Regions from separate parts of the Homo sapiens genome. Here region 2 is linked to region 1. Evidence: read pairs that join two places in POLR2A ChIA-PET (ENCODE). Cell type or tissue: IMR-90. All regions are shown on one strand. Links, peaks and the distances in the headings refer to the core of each region. The heading gives the core; the rest is flanking DNA. Region 1 has its middle 19 kb from the start of LINC02941. Region 2 has its middle 110 kb from the start of MIR3668.

Region 1 (8,477 bases), core at 51-8,050:
CTGACAGAAGGTTGTTGAAGTCTCCAAATATGATAGTGGCCTTGTCTATTTTTCCTTTCAGTCCCATCAGTTTTTTCCTCACATACTTTGATGCTTTACTTTTAGCTGCATAGACATTTAGTATTCCTGTGTTTTCTTGGGGGAATTGACCCCTTTATCATTATGTAATGTCCCTCTTTATCCCTGATTATTTTTCTTGTTTTGAAATACGCTTTGTCTAAAAGGTTACTTTCAATTAGTGTTAGGATGGTATGCCTTCTATCTCTTTACCTTTAACCTATCTGACTATATTTCAAATGGGTTTCTTGTAGACAATATATAACTGGGTTGTATTAGTCTGTTCTTGTGTCACTATAAACACCTGAGGCTGAGTAATTTTTAAAGGGAAGGGGTTTAATTGGCTCCTAGTTCTGCAGGCTGTACAGGAAGAATGTAGCACTGGCATCTACTCCTCGTAAGGGCCTCAGGTGCATCACAAGGTGAGAACGGGAGTAGGAGAGAGGGGAGGAGGTGCCAAAGACATTTAAATAACCAGATCTCATGTGGACTCAGAGCCAGAACTCACTCATCACCAAAACGATGGCATTAAGCCATTCACGAGGGATCTGCCTCCATGATCCTGTCACTTCCCACTGGGCCCCACCTCTAACATCGTGAAGCACATTTCAACATGAGATTTGGAGGGTACAAACATTCAAGCTATATCATAGGTCTTGATTTTTTCAATGTCTCTGACAATCTCTTTGTTTTAACTGGCATATTTAGAATATTCACATTTAATGTGATTATATATATATATATATATATATTTATTTATTGAGACGATGTCTCACTCTGTTGCCCAAGCTGGGGTGCAGTGGTGCTATCTGGGCTCACTGCAACCTCCACCTCCCGGGTTCAAGCGATTCTCCTGCCTCTGCCTTCCGAGTAGCTGGGACTACAGGCATGCACCACCATGTCTGGCTAATTTTTGTATTTTTAGTAGAGATGGTGTTTCACTATCTTGGCCAGGCTGGTCTTGAACTCCTGCCCTCGTGATCCATCCGCCTCGGCCTCCCGAAGTGCTGGGATTACAGGTGTGAGCCACCGCGCCCGGCCGATATATTTTTATTATATAAGTGATGTTTGTAACTATTCTCTATCTGTGGCCAGAAGGTTTTTTTTTTTTTTAATCTTCTCTGATTTTAACTGACATATAGAATGATTCCATTATGTCTCCTCTTTCAGTGGAACAATTATAATTTTTTCCAAAAAACATTAGTGGTTCCTCTGGAGTTTACAATATACATCTTTAACTAATGTAAATTTATTTTCAAGTAACACTATACCTTTTCATCTGTGGAACAAGTACCTTATAAAAGAGTATTTCCAATTATTGCCTTCTGTCCCTTGCAGCATTGTCGTCTTTTGTTTTACTTATTCACATTATATAATCACTAATGCAGTGGTACCATTATTGATTTAAACAGTTATCTTTCAGATTAATTAAAATAAGAAAAGTAAATAATATATTTTAGTCTACTTTTATTTATTCCTTTTCCAGTGTTTTTTCTTTCTTTATGTACATCCAAATTTCTAACTACATAATTTCCTTTTGTTTCAAGAATTTCCTTTTAAGTTTCTTTCAGGGCAGGTCTGCTGGTAACAAATTCCCTCAGATTTTTGTTTATCTGAGAGTATTTTTATTTTTCCTTTACATATGAAGGATAATTTTGCTGAATATAGAATTCTAGGTTGGTGTTTTTTTCTTTCAACATTTACAATGTTTTACTTTACCCTCCTCTTGCTTTGATGGTTTTTGTAAAGAAGTTCACTATAATTCTTGTATCCATGTAGGTGAGGTTCCTCACTCACCATCTGGGTTCTTCATGATTTTTTTTTTTGGCTTTAAATATGATGTCTCTAGGTGTGAGGTTTTATTGTTGTTGTTATTGTTACTTATCCTGCTTGTTGTTCTCTCAGCTTCCTTAATTTGTGGTTTTATGTCTGTCATTAGTTTTGGAAAATTCTTGGCCAACATTACTTCAAATACTTATTCTGCTTTTTTCTTTTTTAAATATATTCCAGTTAAAAATGTTTCACTTTTTCATATATTCTCATAGTTCTTGCATTTTTTTCTGATTGTTTTCCTTCATTCTTTTTCTCTTTGCGTTACAATTTGGGAAGGTTATTTTGACCTATCATCAAGCTCATTGATTCTTTCTTAAACCATGTCAAATCAACTGATGAGCTTATCAGACATATTCTTTATTTTTATTACAGTGTTTTCATTCTTACATTTCTTTTTGAATTTTCATTACTCATCTAGTCTTGCAAGATCTTCTGGAGCCCTTAACATATTAATTCTAGTTATTTTAAATTCCCTGTCTAATAATTTCAACATCTGTGTGTCACATTTGAGTCTAGTTCTGATGCTTGTTTTGTCTCTTCAGAATTTTTTTTCTTGTCTTCTGGGGCACCTTGCAATTTATTTTGAAAACCAGACATTTTATATTGGGTAATAATAAAAGAAATGTATGGATTTATGTTATGTATGAGAAATTGGGCTGTGCTTAATGTTTGCTATAGCTGTTGTTGCCAGAGTTTCAAATTATCGTAGTATGCTTGTTTTAGTCTCCTGTTGACTTTGGACTGTCCTAAGTACTCCCCATCAGAGAAAGTTTGTGTCTTACAACTCTTCCAGCCTTAATCTGCTGTTATCATACTGAGGCCTTGTTAGTGTGATGGTAAGGTGGAACATTTGATTACCTTAAGGTTAAGTCTCAGTCTTTTAGAATGCTTGTGTCTTGGTGCTGTGATATTCACAAATGTTTCCCCAGTGGTATATCTGCCCTCTCCCCCTGACATCACCTGCTTACTTTTCTGGCTATAGCATTCCCAGTCTATTTGTTTGAAGCCCTCACCCCTGTTAACTATGTTTTTTACCCCCTTAGGTGAGCCAGAAAGACTGACGAGAACTGGAGTGGGAGGAATTCCCTTCCCTAAGCAAACATAAAGCTCTGGGCTCTGGAAATGTTCCAGGTAAACAGATCTCAGCTGTGCTTTTCTGTATGTACCTATTGCCCCAGATTTTGAGGTGATCCCTGTTTGCCCTGCAATCTCAGTTCTCCAATGATCAAAGGTCATTTATTTTCAGTATTTTCAGCTTATTTTTTGTAATAATGTAAGTGACAACATCCAGTCTGTTTGTGTGTCAGAGCTGGGGCTGGAAGTCCACAGATTCAGAGTAGCCTTATTCATAATTTTCAAACATGGAAACAGCCAAAATATCCCTTCACATTTGAGCAGATAAACAAGTCTTGGTAATTCCATTGAATGGAATATTACCCAGCAATAAAACATCCAACAACATTTTTATAAGTGAAAGGAATCAGACACAAAAAAGTATACTGTGTATGATTTTATTTGCATACAATTCAAGAACAGACAAAAATAATTTATTGTGATAGAAAGCAGATCAGTGGATATCTGGGGCAAAGAATAGCAGAACTGATTGCAAAGGTGCAGTAGGGAACTTCTTGAAGCAATGAAAAATCTTGATTGTGGTCACGTTTATATGTATATAGATATTTGTTAACATTTTCAAACTGTACACATATAGTTGATACACTTTATGTTATATAAATAATACCTTAATAAAGTTGATTTTAATTTTTGAAAATGTAACTAAAAATGGTGCTTTTGACCGGGCGTGGTAATCCTAGCCATTTGGGAGGCCGAGGCGGGAGGATTGCCTGAACTCAGGAGTTCGAAACCAGCCTGGGCAACACCGTGAAACTCCATCTCTACTAAAAATATTTAAAAAACAATTAGTTGGGCATGGCAGCATGTGCCTGTAGTCACAGCTACTCAGGAGGCTGAGGCAGGAGAATCGCTTGAACCCAGGAGGCAGAGGTTGCAGTGAGCCTAGATCGTGCCACCGCACTCCAGCCTAGGCAACAGAGTGAGACTCCGTCTCCAAAGGAAAAAAAAAAAAAAAGGTGCTTTTATACGGTAACAGTAAACAATTTGAAAATAATATTTTAAAATTTATTGCTCACAGTATCTTCTAAAACACACCAAATATCTAGGAATAAATTTTACTGAAGGAGTGAAATAGTTCTACATTAAAATCTATAAAACTAAAGTGCCTTAATAAATGGAGGGGTATTCTATATTCAGAAATTGGATGGCTTCCTATTGTAAAGATAACAATTCTCTCCAAATGCATCTATAGACTCACTACAGCTCCAATAAAAATCTTAGCAGGTAATTTTGGAGGAGTTGAGAAATGTATTATAAAATTCACAATAAAATGCAAAGAGGAAAAGAAGAGTAGCTTAGTCTTGAGGAAGAGTAAGATGAAAGTTAGAGAGCTTACATGACTTGATATCAAGCTTTATAGAGTTAAAATACTCAGTACAGTGTGGTGTGGAATTGATCAAAGAAAAAGACTTCCACATAGTTACCTAATGTATAACAAACTTTCCATGGCAATACAATGCAAAAAAGGATGTTCTTTTAAATAAGAGGTGTAGTTATCAACTAGATATCTACATAGGGAAATATTTCATACCCTAAAATTACTTCCATACCAGTTGTAGATCTATTTGTTTACATAAATCAATAGAACTCCTAGAAGAAAAATTTTTTTAAAAACCCTCTTAATTTAGGATGAGGCAATGAGTTTCAATTGAGGACAAAAAGGACCCCCCTGAAACATTATGAAGGAAATATTGAGCAGTAGAAGTGTATCCAAACAAATCATTAGGAATATGAAAAGGTAAACCACAAAGAATCTATTTGCAATAGATATTTCCAATAAAGCACTTGCATACAGAACATATTAAGAAATTTAAAATAACAAAGATTAAAAAATCAGACAACTTAATTAAGAATCACCAAAAAATTCAAGAAGTGTTTTACATAAAAGGACAACCTGTTGACCAAGAAGCATATAAATAGCTCTTCAACATCATCAGTCATCAGAGAAATGCAAATAATAACCATTCTGAGAATCCAATACCTACTCTTTGGAACAACTAAAATTTAACAAAGAAACAAAAGCCCTGGCAATACCAAATATAAGCAAACACATAGAGAAATTGAAACTCTAATACATGATTGGAGTTTAAATTGGTACAACTACTTTGGATAACTCCTTGAAATTATTTACTAAGGTAAATTATAATTATATCCTACAACTTAGCATTTTCACTTCTCAATATATTTCTAACATAAATGTGTCCATATGTACAGAAAAATATATGTACAATGATGTTGATGGCTATTTTATTGCTAATAGCTGAAAACTGGGCTTAGCAAAAATATCCACTTAGCAGTTGAGTGAGTGAAAATTTTTGGTATAGTCACACAATGGGAATATGCTACATGGATTTATCTCAATGGATAATATGGTACAAATGAAGTCAGTCACACAAAAATGCATATTGTGTGATTTCATTCACATAAAGATTAAAAGCAGACCTAAATCTTTGTGATAAACATCAGAATAGTGGTTACTTCTTAGGAAGGCAGAATGAGGGAGATTTCTTTGATTCTGGTAATATTCTATTGCTTCATTTAGGTGTTGGTTACAGTGAGATATTCACTTAATAAAAATTTCTCAGGTTGTGCATTTAAGATTTATATACTTATATTTCAATTAAAAAGTTTACAAAAATATAATTTCCAAGATAGATATATGCACAAAATGTTAAGGGGGATAAAGAATCTAAGAGTCGGGTAGGAGAAGAGAGAGGGGCTTGAGAATGAGATTATTGATGTGGGCAGAAATCCAAAGAAATCATCCTAAAGACTTCTACTAACATTGATTTCCTGTGTAGAAGAGTCATTTAAAAATCCTTACACAGAACAGGATGAATAAAATTGGAAATTATTATTTTGTTATCATAGAAAGTTGATATTTTCAGAGAGCTGCCAGCAATGATTTTTTTCTGCATGATCTTGGGCATCCATAGTAGTCCAGAACTTGTGAATAATATTTTTGAGAAATGCCTTTATGGGTCTACCAAAAGCTGTACATTTAACTCCCATCCATTGACTTAATCTAACCAAACTTCTTTATTGCTACATCCTTGCCTTTTTCCAACATGAAAAGATTCAGTGTAGTTCCCAGCTTTGAGATTTGAGTACGTGCCTTTCAAATTAAAGGCATAATATTTCGTCTAAGTCTTCTTTCCTTTCTAAGGAAAACAGTATAATTAGATCAATACCAATGTTACCACTTATTTACAACATGTTTACCTCCAAAGTCCAGCTTGATTTCTTTCTCTTCCATATGTTTTCCTCTTGACTACTGCAACTCATTTAAAAACAGAGTGTGAGAAACTAAGTCTCTATGGAGTATTCGAGTTCATAATGTTGAGATGTTAACAGATCTCCATCTTCTTTAAACTTCTACGGCACTTAAGATTTTTACTTTATGAATTAGCATTTACTTCTTATATATTTCAGGGTACTTAATTTTGATTGTGTTAAAAAATAACCAGAATATCTCAGTGCCTTCACACAAAATTGTCTTTCTCACTCATGTCACAGTTTAATGCAAATCTAGGACTTTCCTTCAAAGAACTCCTAACCACACCGGGCGCGGTGGCTCACGCCTGTAATCCCAGCACTTTGGGAGGCCGAGGCGGACAGATCACCTGAGGTCAGGAGTTCCAGACCAGCCTGGCCAACATGGTGAAACCCCGTCTCCACTTAAAATACAAAAATTAGCCGGGCGTGATGGCTGGCACCTGTAATCCCAGCTGCTTGGGAGGCTGAGGCAGGAGAATCACTTGGACCTGGGAGGCGGAGGTTGCAGTGAGCCGAGATAGCGCCATTGCACTCCAGCCTGGGCAACAAGAGTGAAACTCCATCTCAAAAAAAAAAAAACCAAAAAACAAACAAAAACACTTTGGGAGGCCCAGGCGGGCAGATCACGAGGTCAGGAGATCAAGACCATCCTGGCTAACACGGTGAAATCGCGTCTCTACTAAAAATACAAAAAATTAGCCGGGCGTGGTGGCGGGCACCTGTACTCCCAGCTACTCGGGAGGCTGAGGCAGGAGAACGGCATGAACCCGGGAGGCGAAGCTTGCAGTGAGCCGAGATCAAGCCACTGCACTCCAGCCTGGGCGACAGAGAGAGACTCCATCTCAAAAAAAAAAAAACCTCCTAACAGTCACAACTTATAACAAAAGAGTATGTTTTATTTTCCCATGTGAGCCTATTTTCATTTCACCTTTTACAAAATGGCTGCACATATGATATGAATAATATATGAATGTATCTTTATCTGTTCCTTTCCTCTCCTCCTGCGTCTTTTCTCTCACAGTCCTTTAAGCTACCATCCTTCCTTTAAATTATACTTACTTTCTACAAGTTTTTTTTTTCAAATTCAAGTTTTTCGTGATCAATTATTTTTAAAGACCTCTTAGTGGTACAGATGAATGTAAACAAAATACATTTATTTAAACAACAGACAGGAGATAATTAGCTACTGTGTACAGGTGGTAATGACAGACTTTTGGAAGAATATAGCAAATAGCAGTTTGTGGAAATTAGTTTTCTTTCAGCTAGAATGATTTGACAATCTTTGCCAGAACATGCAAAAATTTTATGAGAGCTAAGTGAAATACTAGCCAATTCTTGCATATTTGCATATCTGACAGCTCCTATTTTCAGATTTTATTGATGAAATTAAGTACACTAAACAATAAAGTACTTTGGATTTTTTTTCTTTCTAATTTTCACTTGACTTTTTTTTTCTCTCAAAGCTCCAGCAACGAGTAAGGAAAGCATTTGTTATAATTCTGAGAAAGTATGAAAGTAGGGCTCAACCAGGCTGGTGCTCTATTACCATATGTCTTGGAGGTCCACCTGTCTCTAGAATACTCATGGACAAGGAAGATTCTGAACAATGGAATAAAATGGGTAATGTGGAACATTTGTTTTTCCTTAGTCAGACTGCCTCAGGGTGCTTGCATTATTCAGGGTGTGAATTTCTGTTACTTCTCACAGTATTTATGTATCAGTGTTTAGGTATAGTTACCCAAAACATTTCAAAGGCAAATGAGAATTACTTCGAAGGAATTGTGCATTAGCCCCACCAATCTATGCTCCATTAATTCAATTGCTTTGTATGAGGGTCTGTGTATTGTAAACCAAACTCCAGTTTCAGATTTTCCTGAAGGAATGCAATCTGTCAAAAATCCTGTTTGTGTTTTACCCAAGGTCAAGAACATGATCTCAAGAGAAGGTATTACAAACAACTGGGGCAGTAATAATGACCTCATGTTATTTTTTTAAACCTAATAAAATCTTATAGATTAATAAAGATTCACAGCTTTCGTGGCATTTCCACGTCCATTTTTTAAAAAATTATATAGAAAAGGAAACAGATTTGTAAACACTAAGTGCATTGCCCAAGGTCACTCAACTATTAAACTGTAGAACACAAGTCTTTTGGCTCCTAGTCCTGTGTTTATTCT
Region 2 (8,477 bases), core at 281-8,280, 360 kb after region 1:
AGGAAACTTATAATCATGGTGAAAGATGAAGGAGAATCAAAGCATGTCTTACATGGTGGCAGGAGAGAGAGAGAGAAAGATCGAGGCAGTGCTACACTTAAGACCATCAAATCTCATGAGAACTCCCTCACTATCATGAGAACTCCCTCACTATCATGAGAACAGCATGGGGGAAACCACCACCATGATCCAATCACCTCTCACCAGGTCCCTCCCTCAACATGTGGGGACTACAATTCGAGATGAGATTTGGGTGGGGACATAGAGGCAAACCATATCAGTGCATGTATGTATATGCATATGTGATACGTTTATATATCATTATATACTTGTGTGTGTACATATATGTATATATATAAAAAAATGTAGAGAGATATATAGCTATAGGTATAAGTGTGTGTGTGTGTGTGTGTGTGTGTGTGTGTGTGGAGAGAGGTAACCTGAGAAAAAGAGAGAAAGAAATTGAGAGAGGAAGGAAGCAGAATGGAAAGCTTATTGAATTTCAAAGCTAAATTCTTTATAAATGTAATACTTAATCATTAAATCAAAATCTGCAAATGTCAGTATTAAGTATATTATAACTATGACTTTTGAATAGAAAAAGATTTAAAAACTACAAGATTTATAATTCTTAAATGAAGAGATTCATATGCTTTACTGACTTCTGTTTTGTTTTGTTTTTTGACAGGGCCTCACTCTGTCACTCAGGCTGGAGTGAAGTGGTGCAATCACAGTTCACTGAAACCTTGAACTCCTGGGTACAAGGAATCCTCCTGTCTGGAACTACAGGCACGTACCACAACGCCTGACTTTTACTGCTTTTTATTTAAGATTTAATAACAGGAAAGATACCACAAAGAAACTTAAACTACAAAGAGAAAATACTTGTAATTCATGTCATTCCCAAGGAATTTGGAATAAAATATATAAAGATTCCTACTGATCAATTAGTGATAAACAACAATCTAATAATAAGAAGAAAAAACTAAATGAATGGGTGATTTATTAAAAAGGATACAAGAATAGAGAATGATATATGAAAAGATATCCATTAATGATCAGAGATATGTAGATTTTGGTAGTCTTAAAACTTTACAGCAACATTTTTGGACATTTCTTCCAACTAGATGGTGGATCTGTGTCCCCTCCTCTTGAATCTGAGTGGACCTTTCTGGCTTCAATCAATAAAAAGTATGACAAAATTGATGGTCTGTTGTTTCCAGGCCCAGGTCATAAAAGGCCAGGCAGATTCACTCTTGGCCACTCAAATGCTTGCTCTTGTAGTCCTGAGCAACAAGTCTGACCTCTCTGAGTTGCTGTGTTGATAAGAAGCTTATAGGTGCTCTGGTCTTTAAGCCTCAGCTATTGGTCATCCTTGGCTGTTCAAATCTTTCTTCCTGAGGGCATGGATGTTATGGTGGAGACACAATACATTCCTGATCCATGGGAAGAATGAACATAAAATAAAATGGTTATTATCATATGCCATTAAGTTTCAGTGTAGTTTGTTTTGTAGCAAAAAATAATGGAAACAGAGTTTGAAACAAGTAAATACTTTCTCACATCCTGTATATTGCCAAAAAATAAAACCTCTCACAATAACAGATGTCACCACAAAATGTCAACAAATGTAGAACTCTTATATGCTACAGGTGGAAATGTAAATCACTCCAATCTTTGGAGAACAATTCAATAATATTTTAAAAATTTAAGAAAGCTTTAACTCAACCTGACAATGGTATTCCCGGAATTGCACATGTATATAAGGAGAGATGGAGAAAACTGTACAATGCAGCATAGATTTTAATAGTCAAAATCTGGAAGCAGTCCATAGAGGAAATGTATAGATAAATTTGGCTCTAGTTATATAGTAAATATGTGTCTGGTATGCAGTAGGTACTCAATATTTATTGAATAAATGAATGGATTAATATAATGCACTAAAATGAATAGTCGATGTATTGGCATGGATGCTTCTTTAAAAGCATGTGCTATAAAATATGATTAGCATGATAACACATTTCTGAATTACCCCATACACTTTTAACTCTTTAATTTACAAATAAATGCAGTCTGATTTGGTGATATGATAGAGATTTATGAAAAGGCTTCCCATATTATAGGGTAGATTATTGGCAAAGACCCAGGTGTGCAAAGCAACAGCAGTTTGTGGCCCTGAGGCCTTCAGGTCATGGAGGCTCCATAGCATCTGCATCCTGTAGGTCTTGCATGGCCACTGGTGCATTTCACCAAGTGAAGAACTGGATCAGCTTTACATTTTACAAAGATCACTCTGGCAGAACAGTTTGCAAGATTATGTGCAAAATTAAATGTTAGGGGACAATCATAGAAATTGGTGTTAGACCAATATAGTCAGTGGTGATTGAGAGAAAGAGATCTGATTCCAGGGGTATTTAAGAGGTAGAATTGAGACAATGTGTGACCCAATGCATGTGGCAAGATCAGGAAGAGGGAGGAATCTGGAAAGACTACCTGACTCTGGATCTAAGTGAATACAGGTTGTGTTCATTGACTTAGCAGGATGCGAGGAAAGTGCAGGTTTTGGGATTAATAGATGATAAGCCTAGTTTTTAGATCTGCCAGGTTTGGGACACCTGTGGATCATTTAGGAGGTAATATGTGGTTTGCAGAGGAATCCAAGAAAACAAAAGTGTCTTCAGAGTGAGACAAGTAAATGGGAGTGGTATTTGGGGATGTCACTGTGTTGTAAAGTCTATAATGATGATGATTTTAAAGTGCCCATATAACTCATTCAGTGTGTTTTTAATAGAAAGCCTCACAATTTAATTCAAACCGATTTTCATTAAGGATCTGTTCTGTGCACACTCTGGAGCCCTGAGCCTTGGTAGAGCTAAGGCGCTGTGTCCCTACAGTTCTGTTTTCAAGATGTGTTCCATTATCTGTAGCACTAATAATGCATTATACTCCCTCTCACCTCTAGCACATTGTCACTTTTGCCCGACTGTGCCTCACCTTGGGCCCCACTGTGGTTGTCACCTCCCTATGACTCATTTTTCTCTGTCCTAAGAGCAGGTATGTTCCTCAGTAAGGACCGTGTCTTTGTCTCTGGCATAAACCCAGTGCTCACTAAGGTACCTTATAATAGGTATATAATAAATATTTGTTAAATAGTAAATATTGTTTTAAGACATAGACCATGTACACTGGGAACTTGTAATCAAATGTGAGCGTAGCACAGTTTGCTTGGAACTGTTCTCTGTTGCTTTATGCCTGCCGTGCATCCCTCTTCAGTTATATATAAATAACTAAGTCAGGACTATATGTTTTTCTTTTATGCCATTGGCCATCTCTCCTGTCATAGTGTTCAGGTAATGTTTACAGCATTCACTTGAGCAATATTTTAGGGTACTAACAAGATTAGCCATTTTGCACTCTGTCCATATTAACTATTCTGCAAACCTAATGATTTGTTTATTTAACTCAGTACTGATTTCCCCATTAGGGCCTATTAGCACCTCAAAATTGGCTATGTAAACCTGGTGAAACCTGATTATTATCAGCAATTAGTAATTTGATGGATCCTTTATATAAAATTTAAATGGAGAAGCAAAGCACCTGAAGTTAATGGCTTTATCTGGCTATGAATTTAGAAAGAGGGCAAAAGTTGGCAACATGATTTCTCAAATTCTTATGGTTGAAACAAGGCGTTGAGTTCACCGTTTCCATGCATTTTGAAGGACTTTAAGTAGATTATAGTTGAATTAAAAGGGCCTGCATTTATCTGAGCATGTAGAACTTGAATTTTAAAACCTCTAACAATTTTGTTCTAAATTTTTGTTTTATTGTTACAGCTAGGGATGGGTTGGCTCATTGACTTAATTTCTTTTTCTAATGTATGCTTCTGCGCTTCAGAAATAAATAGAGAGAAATGAGTGAGAGAAAGAAACAGAACAGTTGACTGATGACCTTTGAAATATATCAAAACGACAATCTATTTATAGCCACTGGGAAATGCTCATCTATTTGAAGGCACCTCACAGCCTCTTTATCCTATGTGGCCTTTTTAGGTGTTCCTTTTTAATCCTGATCTAAATAAAGTAAATGCTTCAGAGTATCAAATTTACAGTCCAGCTAAATGAGAAATCCATTAGCTTGGAAACTCCTAGAAGTTGCATTGCTGTGGCCATTGATTTCTCCTCTCTGGTATTAACCTTACCTTGTATCCATTGAACACACCCTCCTGGCAGTGGGTCCATTTACTCACCTATCATCATCTCATGAAGAGCCCCAGGTGGCCCCCTGTAGCATGTCACTTTGAAAAACTATTACTTTGATGGTGAAAGAGTCAGTGTGACATCAAAAGTATCCTGAAGATTCCTGTGCTTACCATTTTTATACCTAACAGAACTCCTGTAGTTACAGAACCTAAAACCAATGCAAAATGTGATCGATATTAGTAAACAGTACACCACTATCTTAGACATTTAAAGTTCGTACTAGGAAAGATCAAATCAAATAAACAAACAGGCAGTGGCTTGCCTTTTTTGCATAGGGCAGCCTGTCTGCAAAGTTTTATCTCACTAGGCTGCTATTTTTGAGGACCACCTGAAGCTGAGGAAAGCTCTTTCTTTGGTTAGGTGTGGAAATATCAAGTCGATTTGTTAAATTGAATATTTTTCATGTATTTGCTCATACTGATCTTAAAGATGTTTAGGTTTAACAGGCCCTAAAGAAACACAAATTAATAAAAGTGGAGTTATGAACTTTGGTGGACATACACTTTATCTTTAAAAATCAGGACACTTCAGAAAATGGAGCGTTTTTAAAAATAGTACCAGTGCAAAGAACATAAACCAGGACCATTGCCTGGAAAACTGAGACCTGTGGTCACCCTAATTATGAGAAGAGGACAATTAAAAATGGAATGCTAACAGAATCTATTAGGACTGAAGGACTAGGGTTTAGTTTGGCAAACCGATGTTTATTTGACAAATCTGATGAATAAATATGAAGGCAACCTCCTATATTAATGTGGAAGGTGAATAATTTGATTGGAGTTATTAAGACCATTAGAACTGATTGCTTTAACATTTGTTGTTATTCTGTTAGATTAAAAGATAAATCAATGTCAGCTTGTTACTGGGACCCTCCCAAGTAAATCAGTCAATGACTAACTTAGTGTGTGCTTTCTGTTTCCAGTCATTTTGGTTTCATTTTCACAGGCTGATTTTTGCCCTTGAATGTACGATTAGTTGTATTTACGTAGACTGTGCACCATGTCACTTCTGCCAAGATAGCTGTTGAAAATTTTCATTTAAAAATATGCAGTTACTTCCTTTGTGGAATTGAGACCTTGCACATCTTTAAACAACTTAGAAGAAATGTGTACATGATTTATAGAACAAGCAAACAAAGCATGACCTTTCCTGAACTGATTAACAGTGCAATTCTTCAGAATGGCAGTTTACTGTAGATTCACTCACATTGAACAATTTTATAAATGTGCATAAGAATAGGCTTTGCTACAAATGCAAAACATGAAAATATAGTTGGATTAAAATAAAATTTGAATCAAATGCTTATATTATACTGGCATGAGAAAGAATGCTCAAAGCACTTATCCTGAGCCCTGTTTTCTAGTTAAAAAAATAAAAAAAACACTTTATATGGAATTTAAGAATAGTATATAAGAAACCATTTTCAGTTTTAATATTTAAATATTTTTCATATTTAATTATAGATATTTCCACACATCATAAATTAATACCTGCCTTAAATGGAGTAGAATTCAATTAACTTAAAAACAATGAAAACTAAATGTAATAGGGAGATTTTTAAATTTTTTCAGAAATTTTGTTTATCTTCCTGTGACCCAGAGCCATGTGTGAACAGAAGAGGAGTATGATGAGAAGCCATTTGGAAATCTATTCTGGCCACTTTTGCAGTAACAGGAAGCACTTTGAAAGAGTATAAAATTACAGCTCTTTTTTATTTTCATCTTGCAATGACAGGCTTTTTCAAATCAAGTAAGATAGGTTTAGAATGATTGGATTATCACACATTTAAAAATAAAATGTGTGCCAGGATTCACACCTCCATAATAAAAGCCTTATACTTGGATGATGAGCTCATGAACCCAAAAATACCAGTTCATTTTTGTTGATATGGTGGTTGCTGATGGTGCTGTTTAAGTTCCTTCAGAGTAGGGATCATCTTTGTTTATCTCTAGCACCTGGTTCTGTGTGTTGAACAACAGTGCTGGGGAGTCTTTTTGAATGTAAATATATGAAATCAAAATGTTAATGTGACCCTCAAGTCAATAGAGTATTATTGTAGTTATATAATTTTGCTTGTTTCCTTTTCACTAAAAAGCAGAACTACGTGAGGTTCCTCTTTTCAAGGAAATTCTTCAGAAAACCATGTTAACTATGTTCTTCCCTACCCTTTCCCCCACACAATATTTAACTTACCACAGCTTCACATTCATTGGGACATTGAATAAATATTTCTGGTCAATAATCACAAACCAAGAACTTGAAAGTCAACTTGTTTCTCTTCCAGCACTGTACACAGTCCAATTTCCTTTAACGTGGAGCTAATTTGTAGGTTAGGTTTTGTTTCAGCAGTTCTTTCTCGAAAGAATCTTGACTTATTTACATGTAAGAGTATGTAAGGAAATGCTTGTAATGTGAAGGGAACTATTCCTAGAAAAAAATTGAGAAGTAGGACAAGTCTCTTTTTGTGTCCTCCCTGCACGTCCTCCCAGCACTTCCTTCTGTTTCCCAAGGAAGCCACTATTTCCTCATTGCCCAAGTTCCTTCCTATAACAGCAAGGAATGTAGGAAATGACATATTACAGTTTTCTAAGGGATGCTTTGTATTTTAAGCTAAACTATGGAATTGGCAATTTTAAACAATAGATACTACTTAACCATACATATGGATGACTTCCAAATGAAAACATGACTATCTTTAAAAAAAAAAAAAAACCTTTTTAGACAAATAGACAAGCTGACCTTTGAAGAAGCCTCAGTTAACGTGATCATCTTTTATTTAAAACCCTCCACAATGACCCTCTGAGATAAGAAAGCTAAGGTCAAGCCAAGGCCATATTTTAAATTTTCATTTTTAACCTAAGTCTGTTAAAGCAAAATGATATTTACAAACAGATCCAATTTTGTTTCAATATTCATATGTGAGAAAAATTTATCTTGTAAAATAATTCAATCCAGTTTTTCCCTGGATGAGTGGGAAGAGGGATGCTGTGGATTTTTGCAAAGTAATAAGGCCAGGGCTTGGAAGAAAAAGTTGGAGCTGCTGCAGCAGGTAGAGAGGAGATTTTTCTTCCTCTCTTGATTCTATGATATTGCTACTGACCAGCTTTCCCTAATTCCAATATCCTTGAATGAGAAGCCATGAAAGCCAGTTGTCTCTCTTTATCTCATCTAGCACATGGCCTAGTTGATTTTCTTAAAATCTCACATAGCAGAATGTATTGTCATGGAATCAATGCAACTGGGAAATAGTATGTTTCTAATAAAGAAAAAAAAACCTTTTTTAAAAAACACAGACTGAGAATCATTCCATACTTGTATGGCACAAAGCCATTTACTAAGAGAGAAGAACTCCAATAAGTAAGACAAAAATAGTGAGTGGTAAGCCTTTTAAATTCACTCTGCCCAAAAATACTTCAAATAACTAAATACAAAGAAAATCCCTAAGAAGGCAAATCCAAATAAGAGGGAGAAAAATCTCTTTCATGTCAGACAACACACCACCCAAAATCACCAGAGGAAAACAATCAAGCCCTCTGTCCTTGATAACAATAACATACTGACTTTAAACAGTGCTAAACTCAGAAAAGAATGTGCAAGGTTTATTCCTATAAGAACAGAGAGGATTCGTCTTTCTTCATTTGTCTGACTCTTTGATATTTTTCTGATGTGTCTCTTGTGAAATTTCTTTTTCTTAGAAACTTTGAATGTTAACTTCCTTTTTTATGTGAAATGACTGTAATAAAATGTGCAGAATTGATCGCTTAGAAGATTGATGTTCTTAAAACTGATATCTTCTCTGTGACTATATGGTATGCTAACAAAAAAAAAAAGAAAAGAAATAGAAAAGCATGCTTCTCTACTAATGGTACACTGACCTTTATCAGGAACTATTTCCCAGGATAATTACAGAATTTTAAAAAGATGATTTGTTATATTTTCTCCTCTTAGTTATGATATCTTATTTTCTCTTACTTTTTCTTGGAAAAGATGCAAATAAGTTGAATGCCCATTTGCTATAAGAATTAAGAGGTGGTTTTTATAAAGTTCTTTTGCCAGTAAGGATCAGCTAGGTTACACTACAGTAACTAACTACCCTCATTTCTCAATGGCTGAACAGAGCAAAATGTTACTTCTTCCTAAACTTTCATGTCCCGCAAGGGTCAGCTGAGGAACTCTCTTGCACAAGGTCAATCATTGATTCAGGCTGACAAAAACTCT

The links. Peaks named below come from ENCODE experiments on the same cell type or tissue, not always from the same donor. Only the 100,000 strongest peaks of a DNase experiment are listed, where the experiment ranks them.
Region 2: POLR2A ChIA-PET joins it to region 1 with 17 read pairs; 2 of 35 experiments call an interaction of 5 or more read pairs at or near these places.

The regions. Positions count from the first base shown.
Region 1 is chr6:139,952,922-139,961,398 of GRCh38, forward strand. No RefSeq gene overlaps it. Among named protein-coding and RNA genes, the nearest start is that of LINC02941, 19 kb to the right of the region's middle. RefSeq lists a silencer at 2,831-3,125. In IMR-90, for the core only: no CTCF peak of the experiment used is centred there; no DNase peak of the experiment used is centred there.
Region 2 is chr6:140,314,142-140,322,618 of GRCh38, forward strand. No RefSeq gene overlaps it. Among named protein-coding and RNA genes, the nearest start is that of MIR3668, 110 kb to the left of the region's middle. In IMR-90, for the core only: no CTCF peak of the experiment used is centred there; a DNase peak (open chromatin) is centred at 5,280; H3K4me3 peaks cover 332 bases; H3K27ac peaks cover 150 bases.